Regions from separate parts of the Homo sapiens genome. Here region 2 is linked to region 1. A link is a contact called in ENCODE Hi-C or POLR2A ChIA-PET data. All regions are on one chromosome and are shown on one strand. The core of a region is the stretch at or near the end of the contact, and the rest is flanking DNA. Distances in the headings are between cores, read along the strand shown.

Evidence for each region. A loop is a pair of places that touch in the nucleus more often than their neighbours do. ChIA-PET counts read pairs that join two places held with the same protein, here RNA polymerase II (POLR2A). Pooled maps may share reads with other maps.
Region 2: a loop to region 1 is called in a map of chondrocyte, with 3 times the contacts of the local background. The contact joins two enhancer-like sites. A Hi-C loop is called at or near these places in 1 of 168 maps with a recorded cell type or tissue (chondrocyte) and 1 of 50 pooled maps. POLR2A ChIA-PET finds 5 or more read pairs at or near these places in 2 of 52 experiments (Panc1 and activated CD4-positive, alpha-beta T cell).

What each region holds. Positions count from the first base shown.
Region 1 is chr3:140,419,208-140,424,054 of GRCh38, forward strand. It overlaps CLSTN2 (calsyntenin 2), which reads left to right. Exons shown (of 17, transcript NM_022131.3): 5 at 1,918-2,067. Among named protein-coding and RNA genes, the nearest start is that of CLSTN2-AS1, 87 kb to the right of the region's middle. RefSeq lists an enhancer at 3,755-4,847. Within about 2 kb of position 1,669, at least 3 of the 41 ENCODE cell types and tissues checked have a DNase peak (open chromatin) inside an H3K27ac peak, as active enhancers do.
Region 2 is chr3:140,718,447-140,723,227 of GRCh38, forward strand. No RefSeq gene overlaps it. Among named protein-coding and RNA genes, the nearest start is that of TRIM42, 43 kb to the left of the region's middle. Within about 2 kb of position 1,970, at least 4 of the 41 ENCODE cell types and tissues checked have a DNase peak (open chromatin) inside an H3K27ac peak, as active enhancers do.

The DNA of each region.
Region 1 (4,847 bases), core at 419-2,918:
CATGTTGGCTCACACCTGTAATCCCAGCACTTTGGGAGGATGAGGCAGGTGGATCACCTGAGATCACGAGTTCGAGACCAGCCTGGCCAACATGGCGAAACCCCATCTCTACAAAAAACACAAAAATTAGCCAGGCGTGGTGGCATATACCTATAGTCCCAGTACTTGGGAGGCTGAGGCGGGAGAATCACTTGAACCCAGGAGGTGAAAGATTGCAGGGAGCCGAGATCATGCCACTGAACTCCAGCCTGGGTGACAGAGCCAGACTCTGTCTCAAAAAAAAAAAAATATATATATATATATATACACACACATATGTGTGTGTATATATATACATATATACGTGTACGTATATATGTATATATACATATATACGTGTACGTATATATGTATATATACATATATACGTGTACGTATATATGTATATATACATATATATGTACACGTATATATACATATATGAATATGTATATACGTATATATACGTATATGAATATGTATATATGTATATATACGTATATACATGTATATACGTATATATACACATATACGTGTATACACGTGTATACACGTATATACACGTATACGTGTATATACGTGTATATACGTATATATACGTATATGTGTATATATATGTGTATATATATATGTATATATATATATGTCAGCCATTACCTCTTTGTTTATTTTGTTGATTTTTTTTTTCAGACAGTCTTGCTCTGTCACCCAGGCTGGAGTACAGTGTTGCGATCTCTGCTCACTACAACCTCCACTTTCCAGGTTCAAACAATTCTCGTGCCTCAGCCTCCTGAGTAGCCGGGAGTACAGATGTGTACCATCACACCTGGTTAATTTTTGTTTTTTTAAATAGAGATGGGGTTTTACCATGTTGGCCAGGCTGGTCTCAAACTCCTGTCTTCAAGCCATCCACCCACCTCAGCCTTCCAAAGTGCTGGGATTACAGACGTGAACCACTGCACCCAGCCTATTTTGTTCATTTGTTTTTTAATTTCAGTTTTTAAAATTTAGTTTCTGGTAAACGATGATAACATTTGAGTTCTAATTTGCTGTCAACTCTGCCGCCAAAAAAAAAAAAAGTAGTAGGAATGAAATTATTCTCAGCAAAATATTTTAATCTATTAGAATTTAAAGCTTAAAAGTATTAAATTCACTTTAGGTCTTTATTAGTTCTTTGGAACTAAAATTGTATTTCAGCAAAAATAATGAATTAACATTTTGCTCATTAATTACCAAATATTTATTTCAGAACTATAATATGAAACCCACAGGAGCAAAAACACACAAACAACTCAGAAAAAAGTTACTTGGTCTCTCTTAGAGAAGAAAAATGTCTTCTTCGGGGCGAAAAGTGTGTTATTCTATGTCGCTTTCAGAAGGGAGGTCACACGTTTTCTTATTGATTTTACTTCCTATTTGGTAGCAAAAATAATGTGAGATGAGGCAGTGAACATTCCTGGCGACAAGCCCAGATGTTAAAAAATATGTGTCAGGACATTTTCTGAATTCCATCTTTTTCCCAGAGATATCCTTGCAGATGAATGGTCTTTGCCCTACATCAGGGACACAATCACACGGCTGTACTTCAGGAGGAAGTCTTCTGGCAGCCCATTACTTATAAACACAAGCCAGCTGGATTCCAGGCGTGTGCTCGAAATTCCCTGGCAGTCCTATTGCGCAGCTAGGTGGCTTCAGCCAGTGGGTTCCCAGGAATTTGCCACCAAAGCATAAGCACGCTACAAGTGGAGCCATGCTCCTGTTTGCCCTTGTTTTTACAAAGAGATAAGGAAAAGGGTCACTTTCTTCCTGTGAAGGTGGGTGGAGTGGAGAAGAGATTTGGGAGAAGTACAAGTGCAGTTAAATTGACCTGAAATGCTTTTGAACATCTCTGTTCCTCAGGCAACATCAGGAACACTGAGAAGCTGAGCTATGACAAACAACACCAGTATGAGATCCTGGTGACCGCCTACGACTGTGGACAGAAGCCCGCTGCTCAGGACACCCTGGTGCAGGTGGATGTGAAGCCAGTTTGCAAGCCTGGCTGGCAAGGTGGGCCTGTTTTATCAGTCTTGTGTGAAGGCAGCATGGTCTGATGTATAGAAGGTGGTGTACTTGTCCTCAAATCATCACAACACATAACTTTTTAAAGTACAGTCACTTTGCTGTGAGAAATAAAGTAGCTTGCTTATTCTCACAACTCTTAGGTGATATATTATCCCCATTTTTCAGCTGAGAATGTCGAAGACATCTCCTCTAACCTCATGTGCCCAGTTTGTCCAGTGCTCCCTTTCTCCAATCTCATGACATCTTCGATCAATAGTAATTATCTCACAGCATGTAGGAGAAATTGCCAGCAAGCCTATTCACTTTACCCCAGGGTGCTGGGTCTACCTGATGCATTTCAAGTTTTGCATCACGGATCAACACCTGGGGAAAGTCGCCATGTTCTTTGTGCTCACACAGAATGCACACAGGCAGAGGCGGGAGACCCAGAATCCAGACTCTGGATTAGGGAATGTATAAAATGTTGACTCTGGGAATGAAGAAGCAATGGCTTTGGATGGAGGTGGATTTTTGTGTCAGTTTAGAGCTCTTAGAATGCAAAGGAAACTAAATGCTTAGGTCACCCTTAGATAACAGTTTATCACTGAACTGAGGGCAAGTAAGGAAGGTGAGGACAGCTGCATAGATGGACCTTACAGAGATTTGAGTGATTTGTGGAATAATAATAGCTTTAGTGGTGATGCCAATAGATCTGGTGGCTGAGCAGGGATTCTAGAATTATCTCTGCACCATTATTTTGGCTGCCCGATGACTCCCTCTCTCTACTTCATGTGTTGAAGATGCTGCAGGCTATTGCTTACTCATAACTCATAAACTGCTTCATTTCTGTGTACTGCCTTCTCTTGGTGTGTCTTTAAGCTTCTGCCTCCCTCTTATATTCTCATATTTTCTCTCTTTCTTTCTCTCTCTCTCTCTCTCTCTCTCTCTCTCTGCTATCTTTAATTCTTAAATTCCCCAGAAAGAGTTGGTGTTAATCACTCACATCCCTGTAGGGAAGACTGATGCCAGACCACCCTATAAATCTCTGGTCAGTCTTTGAATGACTGTCTTTTAGTCAGTTATTCATTCCTAATCCAATTCATCAGGGTCAGATTGGCAGGACATCATGGTACAAAGTAAGGACACCTGTTTCAGAAGCTGCCTGACATCATTCCCCTCAGAAGGCAGTTCTCAAAGCACTCCTCCCTTGCACAACTTGATCTCCCTAAAACTTAAAACTGAAAAGATCGGAAGGGGTAATTTAACCCACCTCTGGAGAGAGCCAGAGTTGTATGCCTTTGAACAAAGTAGAAAAGATGAAATGCTCAGTAAAGGAACCACAGGTAAGGCACATGAGAGGTAAAGAACAAAGCAGAGTCATCTTTGTGTCAGTCTGTTAGGATCAAGGAAGAGACATAGAAAGAAGGACAAGCCAGAGTGGGAAACTTTGTTTTCCCAACCTCAGGGAGCCTGAGCTCTGATTGGCTATAACACTAGACCCGAGGACCCTGCAGACAGAATTCTGTCTTGTTCACCACTGAATTTCTCAAGCTTGGTGCAGTGTCTAGTGCCAATTGTGGGTGCTCAAGAAATAGTCATTGAATGAATGAATGAATAAATGAATGAATGAATGAAAGAAAAGGTATATGAGTTAAGAAGAACTCACCTTGTTTTGTTTTTAACTCATGAAGATTAGCTCCAATGAACGTGTGGCCTTTGAAGAGAAAACCTGGAAAGTATATATAAACTCTGTATGCATGAAATATGTTCACAATGAGAATTTAAGTAGGAAAAGCAAAACACACAGCTATGTCAGAAGAATAGTCCCAATGCTTCTTTGACTTTGACAAATGAGGCACCTACAGATGTGTGATTACATTTTTATTCCTAAATTTAAATATAATTTCCTAACAGAATTTGTACTTATTAAATGTATGCAAGGAAAAACCTGGTCACAATGTTTAACTCTACGAGTGAAGAATGTATTGAGCACCACCTTATAGCGCACACTGCTGTTTGCAGCTCTGGACAAATCTTGTTGGGCAAGGCCGGTGCCCATCTGCTATTATGTCTCCAGTGCCCAGCACACTCCAGTGCCCAGCACAGAACCAGACATGAGGCAGGCATTTAGCAAGTGTTTAATGATGGAGAAATGGTCAGCAAAACTTTGGTTAAAAAAATGTACCTTTCTGTGGAATAAAGAAAGCAGGGAAGAGGCAATTCCCTGCATCCATTCATAGTGTCGGGCACAGTGATTTAAACACATGTAACATCAGAATCAACTACTTCATAGTGGCTTCCCTGCCTTAGCTGTGTGGGATATGATGAGGTTTCTCTTCAAAGAGCCTAATCAATCCTTTATTCTTTAATTCATAGTACCCCCCACCACCCATTTTTTCTTTTTCTCTTTTTTCCTTCCTGCCTTTGCTACATGCCCAGACATGTCACAGTACCAGGCTTATCAGTACCAGCTCACATTCCTTTCCTTATTTGGAAAGAAGACTAGCTCTCTAGCTCATTGCAGACACCCCTTCCCCTTTTCCCCTCTCTCCCTTACGTGCCCACCCTATCTAAAGAAAGTTCAAATGTTTAGGCAACCGGGATTAGTTCAGATTGTGGGACCTGACCCTGGCCAATGGGGAAAGGGTACAGGGGCAGGACTTGCATCAGGAATAAAGGCTCTCCTGCCCCTTTGTTCAGGTGTGCTCTCATGGCGACTGGCCAAGGAGAAGCACCCCTCTGCACAGAAGTAAAATTGCTTTGCTGAGGATCCTTTGTTTGAGTGT
Region 2 (4,781 bases), core at 720-3,219, 300 kb after region 1:
ATGATTTAATGTCTTTGAGCATCAGTTTCCTTATCTTTTTTTTTGAGAGAGAGTGTCGCTCTGTTGCCAGGCTGGAGTGCAATGGCGCAATTTCGGCTCACTGCAACCTCCACCTCTCGGGTTCAAGCGATTCTCCTACCTCAACCTCCTGAGTAGCTGGGACTACAGGTGTGCACCACCGCTCCCGGCTAGTTTTTGTATTTTTAGTAAAGACAGGGTTTCACCATGTTGGCCAGGATGGTCTCGATATCTTGACCTCATGATCCGCTTGCCTCGGCCTCCCAAAGCTGGGATTACAGGCATGAGCCACTGTGCCCAGCCTCCTCATCTTTAAAATAAGAAAATAAGTCATGCCTTTCTACCTCCCAGGTTTTGCTGTTTTTTATATTTTTGTTGTCTAGTGCTACATAACATACTATCACAAAACATAGTGCTAAAATAATCCTTTACTTTGTTCATGATTATGTGGTTCAAGAATTTGAGGAAGGACCCAGCTGGTTGTTTAATCTTAGCTGTATGTGGCATCAGCTGGGGCCGCTGGAGTTGGAGGATTCCATTCTATGGTGCTTCTTTACTCTCATATCTAGCACAATGGCCTAGCACAATGGCACTTGTTGATCAATTTCCATCTCTCTCTTCTCCCTCTCTTAATCTCTCCCTCGATATCTCTCTGTCGCTATCTCTATACCTCTCCCTCCCTTCTCTTCTCTTCTTCTCCCTCTGCACATTGTTTCATCCCAGGCTCTAAACACATCTCTTGCTTTCTCTCAACATGGAAATCTCAGTGCAGTCAGACTTCTTATATGGAGGCTGCCTCTTAATGGCAGGCAGGAATAAGAAGCTCCCAGCCAATGAAGGGCAACTCCTAGAGCTGGTACAGCATAACCTCTGCTGTATTTATCCTATAGGCCAAAGTAGTCACCATCCCCACCCAGGTTCAAGGATGGAGAACTCAACCCCACCTCTTGATGGAGGAGTGCCAAGGTCACATTGCAGAAGAGCATATATTGGATGGCAGATATTAAGCCATCTTTGGAAAACAGAATCTGTCACATATTGTTTTTGTTATTATTGGAGGCAAAAATGATGGTAGATGTAGAAGCTCTAAAAAGTCAAATCATACATCAATCAAGTGCCATTATGATCCTCATTTCAGTATTTCATTTTTTTAATCTACTTATCTACTTTTATCTACAATTTATCTATTGTGACTTTGAGGTAATCAGTGGGTCAAAATCCAGATACAATGGTCTCCAAAGCATTATCTGTCCTTTAGATCAACTCCAATCAGGGACTCAGGGTAATTCCTTCAACAGGGGAACATAGGGCTTTTTTGGTTGAACAGACATACTAGACAACAATCAAGCAACTAACAACCCCAAAATCAATAGCTTAAGATAAGAAAAGTGTAACACTCCCTTACTCAGTGTCTATCACAGGTGGGCTGGGACTCTGCAGCTTAAGAGCCAGGCCCACACAGCATGACTTGCTGGACACCACAGCAAAGAGAGGGAGCACAGCGAGTCGTACACTCACTCTTAAAGGATCCCACCCAGCAGTGAGACACCTCACCTTCACTCACATTCCACTGGCCAACACAAGTCACATGGCCACATCTGACCTCAAAGAAGCAGTTGCATGCCACTTGCCACTACCTAGAAAGAGGAGAACTGGAAATACTGGAGAATTGCATTCCTAACAACAACACTTGGATTGGACATTTTCAGAGTTTTCCTCAAGGATGTTTTCAGAGCCCTTTCTGAATGCAAAAGAAGCACCCGTATAAAGTTGCAGAAAGAAAATGCATGCAGTGATACTATATTTTCCTGCTGTAATATGCTGTAATTTTTTGCCAAGCTTTTCTTCGCTGTTTCTTGTAAGATATTTCCCAGAGGAGTAACAGTGCTTGAAATCCTGACCCTGCCTGGAGATTCACTGAGAACAAAATGTTCCCGGGGGGAGTTTTACAATAGTATCCATCTGCCAGCTCCAGAGAACACATGGAGATGGCCCATGTGACCCACATTAGAGAGTCTCCACCCAAGGTTCATGTTCTGCCTTACATTGTGGCATGTTAGCAAAAGTCAGCACAGGAGAGTCCATAGAGCAGTTCAGTAGGAATCACACTGCCTGGATTCAAAACCACTATGTTCTAGCATGTGACTTTCAACAACTTATTTAACTTCTTTAAGCCTCAGTTTTCTCAGTGTGAAATGAGAATAGTAATAGTACTTACTTTTTGGAGCTGTTAGGAAAATCAAATGAGATAATATGCATAGAACACTTAGAACAGTGCCTAGAACTTCTTAAATTGCCATTGCTGTTGCTGGTGGCATGGTGTTATTTGGCCCATCTCTGCAAGCCCATGACTGGTGCTGAACCCTGTGGGAGGATTGATGGTTGCGCTCAGACAACTCATTAGACAGCATACCCAGTAAGTGCTGTGAGGCTATGAGGATGAAATTTAAGAATATGTGAAAAGCAGAGGTATTTTATATTTAACTATCATAGAATGAGAAAGTTTTGAAAGTTTTATGCATGGAACAAGGAGGTTGTTATCCCTTCTACTCAAAAATATCTCCCCTATCAACCTGTCAAGATGCCTTCATATTTTATTATCAGAAATTCATTCCTTTGGCTTAGCCATTGCCCTAACTAAATGCCTCACAAATATTTATTGAGTAAATGAGAAACACAGGAAAAAGGCTTAACAGGAACAGCCAAAGCATTTTCTTTTTTCGAGGTGTTGTCTTGCTCTGTTGCCCAGGCTGGAGGGCAGTGGCGCAATCTCAGCTCACCACAACCTCCGCCTCCTGGGTTCAAGCAATTCCCCTGCCTCAGCCTCCCAAGTAGCTGGGACTGTAGGCATGTGCCACCATGCTCGGCTAATTTTTATATTTTTAGTAGAGACAGGGTTTCACTATGTTGACCAGGCTGGTCTGGAACTCCTGACCTCATGATCTGACCCCCTCGGCCTCCCAAATTGCTGGGATTACAGGCGTGAGCCACCATGCCTGGCCCCAGCCAAAGCATGTTTTAACATACAGCTTAATAAAAAGGGCCAGAATGTTGTCCTGCCTATAATATTCTAGTCACCCAACAGGAGTAACTAAAATTTCACCACATGTGATGACATTTAAAATTCTTCCAAAGTGACTTTTTCAACTATATCACCAAAATGCTTTCTGAACCAGCATTCTTGTCTTCAGTCAGCCTCCTCTAATTTAGCCTCTAAATTATTGTAGGGTAATCTTTCTGCAAATAGATATGATCATGGCATACGCTTGTTCTGATGCCATTTGCTTCAAGATGGATATTAGTTCTTCTGTGTGGCATGGGAGACCTTCCATCATCACACACTTGGCCCCTCTTTAGCCTTGGCCTTGTCTTCTCTCTCCAGCTCCCTCATCACCAACCAACATTCTAACCCACCCCCAACACACATACACATACACACACACACACAAAATGTAGCCAGGAAGCATCCCATTCTTTGCCTGTCACCTTTACAGGAGTTATCTCCTGCCTCTATCACATGCAATAGAAATAGTGGTCTGAGAAAAGCTTTTCCTCCTTCAGCATTGCCATGTGACTCCTGAGGGACCAATGATCACAATTCTTATTCTTTCCAGACATAAGAATGGGCATGTGATCCAGGATCAGCCAATCAGAGAGCTGCTTTCCCTTGGAAAACAAGATGGGCCATATGATCCAAATGAGGTGAACCAAAGCCTTTCCTTGTGATTTTCTTTTTTTTATTCTCTGGTTGCATTTTCCTTCTGATTTTATTAAATGAGGAGGGGTAGGTTTTATCTTTTAGGTCAGGGAGCTGGAATAATGTAAATCAGGATCTGCCAGATGCCATCCTCCCCTCTTGCTGCCAGTGGGGAAAGATCTTCCAGCTGTAGGAGCTAAAGCAGGAAAAGAAGCAAGAGTGAGCAAGAGAGAGAGATTCAGAGATAATGATGGACCTCATTTTTGACCCTGGATCCAGTGAAGTCTGAGGTTTGGTAAATGTAACATATGTCCATGAATTATTTGACACTCCACTCTTCAACTCTTCAACAGATGAAGCCTAACTCCCCTCCCCTTACATGTGGGCCAAACCTACTGACTTGCTTCTAATGAATAAAATGTGGTGGAAATGACTGAGCATGACTTTTGAGGGTAGGTCTTAAAGGCATTGTGGCTTCCATCTTGCTCTCTCTGGGGTCACTTGCTCTGGGAAAAGCCAGCTGCCATGTCAGAGAACATTCAATCAGCCCTATAGAAATGCCCACATGGGGAGGAACTGAGGCCCCCTGTCAACAGCTGTAGAGGAACTGAGACCCCTTGGCTACAGCCATGTGAGTGAATCATCTTGGAAGTGGATCCTTCAGCCACAGCCAAGCCCTCAGATGGCTCAAACCTTGTCTACAACCTCATGAGAGACCTTGAGCCAGAACCACCTCACTAAGCTGCTCCTTAAGTCCCAACCCTCAGAAATTGTGAGATAATGAATGTTTGTTATTTTAAGTCACCAAGTGTTAGGGTAATTTGTTCCTCAACATTAGGTAACTAACACATGTCAGGTACACCCTTGTACATCTCATCATTTTTCTGTAGTTAAGTTTCGATCTTTTAAACCTGAAATTTCCATAATTAGAATATCACCCTTCCCTTCCTCTCCCAACTTCTTCACCTGGCTAAGTCCCTCTTCTTTTTCACATTCTTATTGGGCATTACCTTCTCTGGAAAAGCTCTGCCTCACTCCCCATGTTCCACCCCTCCACACTGGGTGA